Linked DNA regions of Mus musculus: region 2 is linked to region 1. Evidence: chromatin loops called from intact Hi-C (ENCODE). Cell type or tissue: left cerebral cortex. All regions are shown on one strand. Region 1 has its middle 120 kb from the start of Gm32592. Region 2 overlaps Foxp1 (forkhead box P1).

Region 1 (5,000 bases):
GACAATGCTGCAACAGATGTCCAGACCAATAAACTAAACTCCTTAAGGGCTCTGCTTAATTTGTGTAATTGATCAATTTTGGTTGCATAGGCCTCAGCTCACCAGCGTGTAACTGCTTTCCACAAACGCTTTGCAGTTGGGATTTCGTTCCATATGTTTCAGGAGTTTATGGGCTCTCTCTTTGATAGCACTGCAAACAGAACAGGGTCTGTGGTGACACCTGTTGGCAACAAGCAGGGAAAAACAATGTCACTGGTGCTCAGAATTCACAGCCTTGGCTTATTGACACTTGGGGCCAACTCCTTATGGTGGTGGTTGGGGGGGGGGGGGGTTGTGCTGTGTGTGCATCGTCAGAGCTTTAGTGGTATCCCTAGTCTCTGGTTCCAAATGCTAGATGCACCATGTCCCGGACACATGACAACCTACAGTGTTTCCAGGCTGTTTGAAATATCCCTTCCAGGGCACAGGAGAGGGATAATGGGATGGGCGTCGGGGGTTAATGTGACTCCAGGTAGGAACTCTTACAGTACAATGGATACTTCTCAAAGAGCCACAAACTAGATAGCTAAAGATTAAAAATAACAACAACAAAAAAGGGGGTGGGGCTTGCACAGTCATAGAAGCATGAAAACCTGAGCTGGAGACCCAGACTCCGTGTGGAAAATCGTAGGCATGGTTATGTGCATGCAGAATTCCCGTATGGAAGAAGCAGAAGCAGACTAGAAGTAGCTAACCCATCAGACTAGATCATTACTGCTGCGCTCCAGACCAATGAGAGATGCCGTCTCAAATAAAGGGAACAGCTCCTGGCTAACCGTCAGTTGCCTTCCAACCCCCTCACATCCACCAGCACCCTTACACATGCGTGCATCCTCATATACAAGTTCACCTGCAACTCCCCACATTATAAGCACGAAATAAAAACTGAAAAGAAAATAAACTTTTACCTCACCTTGGCACGTCTCAATCTAATCACAGTTTCACAGGAAACTCGTGGCAACTTCTGCCTGGCCCAGGATACCTGCGGCACGTGCTTCCGGCCCCAGTCTCCTCACGGCACTGGGGTGTGTGGTAATTAAGACATGGGTTTTGAAGCTCAACTCTAAGTGTTCATCACTCACCTATTAAACTTGCCAGAGTTGCTGTGTTAATTATCTCGTTTCCTTGATTTAGCATAATACGGCCTGCAGCCTGTGACAGAAATTAAAGGAAAGACCGGTGACCTCTTTTGTGGTTGTGCTAATAAGTACATGATAATAAATTAGTTTTCAATTTTCAGAAGACTTAACATGGTTTAAAAAAAAAAAAAAGAAGAAGAAGAAGAAAGAAAAGTGGAGCAAGAACGAGATGCACAAAGTTGATACCAGATAGTGGATCAACTCTGAATTTCCTCCACGGAATTTCCCAACCAAGGACAGAGGGAAAGTTAAACAAACTGCACGGTTGCTTTGTTGGCTTGGAACATTGCTGATAATTGTAAAGGAGAGAGAGGCTGAGACCATCCGTGGATATATTAACAATCTATAAAAGCCCATTCGTGCAATTCTTTCTGAGGAGGAAAAGACTTTGAGACACATGCTGAACACAGGCACCCGTAGATACGCCATGCGCAAAAGCCTTTTTTTTTTCCGCGGGAAGACATAACGATTTGAAGTGCTTCTACTAATATGAGAATAAAAACACAGGCAAGGAAATCGCTTCCTCCAGTACCACAGCAGTGCCGTGACTTCTTGGCGTGTTTTGTGTCTCTCTTACATCTGCTCCCTGCCTCTAACAGCTTTCTTCCTTTGGCTGGCAAAACGCAAATAAGAATGTACAGGAAGCCTGGCCCCACTCTGATGTACAATAATATTTAGCTAATTAGAAGAATCCTCCAGCTCATTACGCTAGACAGTAAGAAGGAAGACACCACATGAAAGCGTGACACTTGCTGAGCCCTAGGATGGTGTCAAAGCTGAACTGGCATCACTTTCTCCCATTTCTCTATAAACTTGGTCCGAGTGCAATTTCATTCCTTTTTCCCCACTGGGTTTCACTTTGAGAAGCGATTGCTTGAACACTGTGCCATCTTCTGGCCAGATGGTGAACTGCAGGTTCTTAAAGCTGACAACAACTGCCTTCAGATATAAATTATCATTTTAAGAGAGCATATTAGCTACATTCAAATACAGGCTATTTTATTTCTGATCAGCTTCGATGGACCAGTGTCTTAGTACAGTGCTTTTCTTTGCTCCAAATGTTCAATTAATGTTTAAATCGCACAACTATCTGTCAGAAGCCACAAAAATATTTGCTTGGCTCTTGGAACTAGAGCCCAAACAAGTATGGGAAGTTCTATGACCTTCTGAGATCTTAAAATCTAGTCATATAATTATAAAATGTGAAATATGTGAAATCTGAACAGTACAGATACGGAGTATAAATGACATTTGTGGAAACAAAACAAAACAAAAACAAACAAACAAACAAACACCACAGGGACCTTGTAGGAAAGATATCTTTTGCAAGGAGCTTTGAATGACAACAGAAACACGCTCAAGGTGTGCTGGGTGCTGAGAACCTTACAAACAACACCTTAACTGTCCCTCGAAGCAACCACAGTTTGCTGATACACGTCCTGCAAGGGAGATGAAAAGGCTAACACTCAGGCTGTGCTCTGAACCTATTGTGCGCTGTGCCCCCATGACAGGAGTCAGATTCACAGACAAGAAGACAGATGAGAAGTAGAGTCTGCAAAAGGATGGAGGTGGATGTATCCTGGCTGTCTAGAATTTCCATGTAAGAAGCATTTTTAAAGGAAAATCTGTCTGAGGGAAGTGTGATTGATTGGACTCGGATATGGCTCATGTGTGCCCCCTAATGTTCATGTACTCTAAACTTGGTCTTTTATGTGGAGGCACTGAAAGGTATGGGAACTTGTGACAGCTAGTCTTGGTTGTCAACTTGGCTACATTGGGAATTAACTAAAACCCAAATGGCTGGGAACACCTGTGAGGGACTTTTTTTCCTTAATAAAAGCATTTGAAATGGGAAGACCCACGTTTGATTTGACTCTTCTGAGGTGGAAATGGCCACCTCTCACCTTGGCCATTCCTTCTGATGGCAGCCTGTATAAAGGACATGGAAGAAGAGAGCTTTTGCTCTTTGCCTGCTTGGTCTAGCTCTCTCTGCTAAGTCCTTCACTGGCATTAGTAGAAATAGAATTTCTACTTCTTTGGAATGCTGGCATATCCTGAAGACCAGCTGGGATATCTAGCCTCATGGACAAAACAACTACTGGATCCTTGGACATTTGGAGACAGCCATTGTAGGACTAGCTAGACCACAGCCTGTAAGATATTTTAATGATCTACCCCCTCTATCCAGATATAGACTGAGATAGATGATATAGATAGATTCAATCTAGAAGTTCTATTCTGCTAGAGAACACTGACTACTAAAGACCTTTAAAGACATAGAACTAGTATAAGGTAAGTATGTCACTTAGGAGTCACCCATGGAATGGATTGATGTAGCTCTCATAAGACCTCAGTTAGTTCTTTTGAGAGTGAGCTGTTATTAAAAAGTAAACAAAACACAGACCTTAAGTTTTGTGTTTATATTTGTTTGTTTTCATGTCACTGAAGGTCCTTTACGAGACAAACAGGTTATCTCCAAAACTATAGGCTTTAAAAAAAAACAAATACACAACCTCAGGTATTTTTTTATAGCAGCATGAAACAGACCAATACAGTGCTAAGCAACTCAATTGTGGCTGTGTTTCTGGAGGAAGCCCACAGATCTGAACTCGATAAAGGAAGAACACCGATGGGCATCATGAGAAGGGCTGACTGTCAAGGTACTCGTGGCTGCTGCCACTGGGACTATGCACCTCTGCATATTAAAGAAGAGCAAGAAACCCTATGAAAGTGTCTTCGTGGTTCAAGGCAATCACAGGAAACCCATCTGTAGGCAGGTTGGAAAAAAAGCACAGAGAGAGAGAGAGAGAGAGAGAGAACACAGAAATGTTCACAAAGTTGCATTGAGTGGGGAGATACAATTCATGTAGAATAATGATCCTATGCAGATACTGTAGAAAGTTCATCTGTTCTCAAAGAGAGGAGAAAAGGAAAGGTGGGAAGAAGCGGGGAGATAAAAGATCCGCTGCCAATGAAGACATTTGTCAAGGAGAAGGAATGAGAGGAGCCACGGTGGGAAAGCAGTACAAAGAACATGGTGGGGGCAAGGGCAGAAGCTGGGGTCCCTAGTAAAGGATAAAGAACTTCCAGGTAGTTCTGTGCTCGTGCTTAAGAGCAGATTCACACACGGAAACAGAAAGCAGGAGGTGAAATGAAAGTTTCAGAAATAAGAGAAAACGCACACTTTAGAGGCACTATGTTCCAGAAGCTATGGCAGAATATCCAACTTGCAACTGGAGTCGATACTCACAGCTTGCTTTGGAGGGGATAGGGGTGTTATGCCTGAAGTCACAGATGTGGAAGTCATTAACACCGGAGCCAGAAAGGAAGGCATATGAATTATTAGGAAGAAACCGGGCAAGAAAACAGGGCTTGAAACAGAAAAGATACTAGAGAGGACAGAAAAATCAAAATGGCTGATGTGTACTAGGGGACTGGGTCGCTGAGAATACATTTTCTTTGTAACTGACATTCATGAATTCAGTATCCACTGTGTGTCAGTCACAGTTTTATGGCTGTAGCTAAAACACAGAGACAGCTAAGTCTGTTTCCTCACTGGGCTTAGGTTTTAAGAAAATGGAGAGAGATAATAAAGAAAATAGTATATTAAGTGTAACCATACAGACTTGCAAGTGTAGCCAAAAAGGGCTTCAAGCACTCTATATTGCCCAGGTTGAGTTTAAACTTCCAATCCTCCTGCCTCCACCACCCATGTGCTAGGAACATAAGCATGTGCCACCATGCCTGTTTTGGACAGTGCTGGGTATTGAACCCAAGACCTTGTGCATGCTGAGTGATGCTCTACCAACTGAGCAGCACCCC
Region 2 (5,000 bases), 830 kb before region 1:
AGGGTTTACTCATCATACTTGGAAAATCAGAAAGAATAAGCAGATACTTGCTCATCTTAATAGGCAGTCCTAGAACTGTTTCCTACAAGTCAGTCAGGGGCTTCGGAATCCAATAAAATACTGTGGTAGCCTCGGTTCCAGCCTCAGTTCCATCTTGACTCTTGAACAGCGCAGTTGTCCCGTGGAAGCAGATTCCCATGGTACATCCACAGTGAGAGGGCCACTCAGCTGGCAGTCCAAGCAGAACTTACATGGCAGGGAAATGTGACCACTGTGTGGTCCCACATAAGGCAGCTGAAGATGGCAGCCTAGCTGCAGCTGCCAGTAATATTACTGTGCCAACTTCCCTGCTCAGAAAGAATAGAAATGCCTTATTGCAATTATAAAAGATGCATTCAGAAAGTGCTGGATGCAAACAGATGATCTGATAAACCATCGAGGAGTGGGAAATGGTCACTGTACTGGGAAATCATGAGGTGCCACCCCCACCCCACCCCCTTTACTTTTAAAAAAGGAAGCAGGTGATTCCATAGGGGAAAGAGGGAGCTGCCGAGAGCATGCTCAGGGCATCTCTCTGGGAAGTACTTCAGACACTGGGTCTATCCAGGGAGCAAGCCTGCAGCTGACTAACAAGCAGACTCCCCGCAGCCCAGCTTCTCTCCTCCTCTCCCTTTGTTTCTGGCTCATACCTTCTCTTTGGTGCCAGCTTTTCTAGAATAGTTAGGACTCTTCCATGACGGGCCAACTGAAGCCACTCTGCCAGATTGTCTTGTGATCATACTCTCTCTCATTAGGATGGAAAACCAGGCATAGTGTAGTCTGCAAGAAGACAATTTTGATAAATCTTCATCTAATTACAGCTGCCTCTTTTCCCAAGTCTGTCCTCTTGAATAATAAAATGAAAAGTCACTTGGGCACACTCCCTGCACAAGTGAAAACAAATGGGGTTTCTTCAGTCCGGTGGTATTGTGACAACTGTCCACAATGCACACAGGGTGGCCATCACGCTTACGTCGGGATGACAGAAAACGAAGAGTATTCTACCAGACTTTAGTTTGGAGTGGGTTTTATTGGAGTTGGGGGGCGGTTTACATACTTTTTTTGCTGGCACTCATTTGGAATGGGATGGCTTTGTCACCTTTAATATGGATATACTTAGTCATAAAGGAAATAAGATTTAGCCTCCCCCCCCCCTTTTTTTCCTTCCTTCCTTCCTGGAGAGTTTTCTACACATCCAGACTTCTGCATGACTAGTCTGAGGCTGAGAGATTGTGTGATGTTACCATCGTCTGGTTATGTCAGCCTTCACTCAGCAGGTTCAAAAAAAAAAAATCATTAAAATGGGAATGGTGGGGGAGAAACAATGATTCCTGTTCCTCCTTTCCTCTGAGTGCTTATGGAAGTTCTCATAACTTTTGAGCCGTGTGGCCATATAATCTGATCAGATCCCAGCTACCCAATAGAGAACTCATCAAAATGGATAAAGAAATGAAAATCCCATTGTATTTCATACTCAGTTCCTCTCAAAAAAAAAAAAAAGTCAGTGGCTGTACACCTCATTTTAGAAACCTTTGTCTAAACCATATGACTCCAGCAGGCAGGAGCCAGCAGGCAGCTTCACCTGTAGACTCACCGGTGCCCAGATAGCTTAACCAAATGAAGCTCAAGGCCCCTAAAGCAAAATCCTACAGCACTTGGAAATTGTCAGCCACAGTACAGTGCGAACTTGAACCAAAAAGCTATCGAAGACACCACATATCCATAGCTTTCTTGACTGGCCTCCCCTACTGCTTCATTTGATTTCTCTTGGTTGATGCAGGCTTCCATGGCTGAGAATAGTATACCTCTGTACACTACCGCTTCCATGGGAAATCCCACTCTGGGCAGCCTGGCCAGTGCCATCCGGGAGGAGCTGAACGGGGCCATGGAGCACACCAACAGCAACGAGAGTGACAGCAGTCCAGGCAGATCCCCTATGCAAGCTGTGTGAGTATTGTCTACCCAAAGCTCTCTGTCACCTGACCTCAGTCTCCCGGCTCTTCTCTGGCCCTTCTGGGCACCTTTCCTATCATTTCCGATTTCTTAGGAGCCCTGGAGTCACATGTTGGTGCATACAAGGACTAGTTAGTAATTTTCTCGTAGAAGCAATTGGCTTCATCCACGGTAAGTGCACACAGCAAGAAAATGAGAAGTCTCCTCCATTTTGGGTCTCAGACCATTACTTAATTCACACTGTGATTTTCCTCCTAAAATCACTATACACCTCTTCGAGAAAGCTCACGGTGTGTCCAGCTTCCCGGCAAAGCCAACCAAGCCTGTAAGGAAGCTTGTTTACTTGCTCACGCACTCAGTTTAACCACTTGAGCTCGCCGCAGCATTATTACCAAGCATTAATGATGGCACAAATGAAAGGTGGCATGATTTATAGATTGCTCTTAAAATATCAAAAGGAAAATTAATAGGAGCATTACAGCAGCAGACGGCGGGATAATGAGAGCACATATAACTGAATGAAGCAGTGGGCCATGGTTGCCTGGGATGAATGTGAATGGTAGGTACCAGAGCCACACTAACCTCAGGGAGGCCACCGAGTTGAAACTCGCCCCTTTGTGGCCCCTGCTTCAGAAGAGACACCATGTGATTCCAGATGCTTCAGTGCGCAGTGAACCCAGCTGCGAAGGACCGTCTTCCTTTCAGGGACTCTCTCCAAAACCATAGCCCACTTGAAGTGACTAAACCAATTCAGTGTTTCCACCACTGTCCGCTCCAAGAATAGGCTGCTTGTCTGCACATTCTTTGTGGATTACTGACCAACATCTTATTTTAGGAAATTTGCGTGATGGGGATGGAAAATGTGACCTTTAACAAGTACGGAGAGAATGAACTGGCGTCTAGCGACAAAGGGGGGCAGGGGGATAAATGGGTTCTTCCAGCATGGTGGGCAAACCTGAAGTTTTACTTTCTAGCATTTTAATCCCATGCCCTGGGTGCTCGGAGAGGGGTCTTTAGAGGTAGAAGCGATGGTTTGCGACTTGTGGGCAGAGTCCCCCGAAAATGACACACCAGCATTTTAGGCAAGTGTATGATGCCTTCCCCACGATTGGCACAGAATTTCATCTCCCCTACAGCAAGCTGCTGTTTCTCTGACTCTTTTGTTGCCTCACTGATACTCACCGTGGTGGTGATGTTGTATGTCAGCATCCAGGAAGTTCAGAGCAAACTGTGAGTTGGTAATGTAAGTCACTCCCAGATATTCCCATTGAGAAAGGATATGTGATGTTACCCAGTGGAAGGCACAGTGTTTTCTTAGAGTTCCAACTCCAAGGTATAGTACCTATCTACCTTCCTATCAGTAGAAAAAGTAAATAAAAATTAATTAATTAATTAATTAATTAATTAATTAAAAAGGCCCCCACAGAGAAGCCTCTCAATGAGGGAAGTTCATTTGCTTACCAGGACTGAGCAAACTGCAGACGTAGCAAACATGCAGCCACCATCTTAATGTGCAGCAAAGCAAAAGCCTCACAGCTCGAGGGACAGAAAAAGAGCCCCGAGTGGAGCTATCAGGACGTGATGCCCACACGGCAGGTTTGCGCCCCGTGCCCTGAGGTCCCCTGTGCCGACAACAGCCTCCCTGTGTAGTCAGTACAGCAGCCAGTTAGTCTCACTGACCCCCTTGCTTCCACTAAGTGAGTCTATAATGAGAGATTTCATTCTTGTCCAGCGTGCATTACCCTGCTAGGATGCAAATTGTTTTTTAACCGTTCCAGTCTATTGAAATAAATCAACCCATAAACTTTACAACAAGGCTTACAAGCCACTGTGAGGACGCTGGCCCGCCCGGCACAGAGGCAGCCTTGTGATACAGCGCTCTGCTCTTCACACAAACCACGGTATCGCCTTTCTCTTTCAAAAAGAGAAGAAGGTAGTCGCATAATGACGGTTTGCGGGCAGTGTACTTTCATTCTGGTAGGACCTGAAGGGCCACCACACCAAAGGCCCTGTGCTGTGTGTGTACCCTGAACAGGATCACAATGCCTTTAAAGACTAGTCAGCTATAGTTAAAAATCTCATGTGTTCCCAGAATGGCTTTACAAAAGGACTACTCAGATGTAAGCGGAACAGAGAGATGGTTTGGGCCCCATTATCTGTTAGGAGCCTTTTTGGAAATAGTGGATGCTGGAGAGAAAGGGTGGGTCTGGTGGGGGAAGGCTCAAGAGGGGCACCCATTGTACTGTAGACGGTACACTGAGTATATGCCCAGTGGGGGGGGGGGAAGCCTTTTACAGTGTTCATCTTACAGGAAAGGTCGAAGAATCCTTGCTGTCATGCTGGTGTGGGTTTTCAGGTTGTCACAGTAGATCTAGTTGGTGGCATTGCCTTCCATTTGATGAGAGGCACTGGGATAGACTGTAGATGCAGCAGCACCAGCACCTATGTTTGGGGACAGTGAATATGCAGTGCATTCCGGAGACAACAAACTAGTCTCTGGTGTTGGGGACTCTCTTTGGGGGAACCGTCAGTTGGTCTGTCATTTGGAGCTGGATCTGGAAAGCAGCGATTTACAGTTGCAAAGCAAGAACTTAACCTGAAGACGAGTCTGCTTTCTCTAGGGTTTCTGAGCCTTCCCGCCAAGGCTTTGTGTAACACCATCAGATTGCACCCTGCGAACCAGAGATTAAGTACTAAGTATGATAGCTTTCAAACATCGAAGCACAAAAGTGTTACTCTGGAAAAAAAATAGCAGTTGACCCTCAGTAACTGATTAAAACTAATTTTTTTTTAAAGGGCAAATTCCTGTTGCTGGATATTACTCCACCCACTTTGTTGGTGGTGACTGACAAAGTCACTGTTCTCACTAGTGAAATCAGGAGGCAGACACAGAACTCCACGGTGGTCAGTAAAGCTAGGGGTGCAGGGCAAGGTACCTCGGACTCACACCCCCCCCCACACACAAACACCTGCTCGAGAGGCCACAGGCTGTGTTTCTGAATTAACGC

The links. Hi-C counts contacts between places; a loop is a spot of excess contacts. Peaks named below come from ENCODE experiments on the same cell type or tissue, not always from the same donor. Only the 100,000 strongest peaks of a DNase experiment are listed, where the experiment ranks them.
Region 2: it touches region 1 in a loop (3-fold over the local background); 2 of 42 quality-filtered maps call a loop at or near these places.

What each region holds. Positions count from the first base shown.
Region 1 is chr6:98,102,491-98,107,490 of GRCm38, reverse strand. No RefSeq gene overlaps it. Among named protein-coding and RNA genes, the nearest start is that of Gm32592, 120 kb to the left of the region's middle. In left cerebral cortex, CTCF peaks have their summits at 230 (motif pointing left), 2,076 (motif pointing left) and 2,853; DNase peaks (open chromatin) are centred at 42, 2,056 and 2,799; H3K4me3 peaks cover 787 bases; H3K27ac peaks cover 530 bases.
Region 2 is chr6:98,932,260-98,937,259 of GRCm38, reverse strand. Foxp1 (forkhead box P1) reads left to right here. Exons shown (of 19, transcript NM_053202.2): 18 at 1,820-1,986. Among named protein-coding and RNA genes, the nearest start is that of Gm38865, 190 kb to the left of the region's middle. In left cerebral cortex, no CTCF peak of the experiment used is centred here; DNase peaks (open chromatin) are centred at 275, 666 and 2,764; H3K27ac peaks cover 581 bases.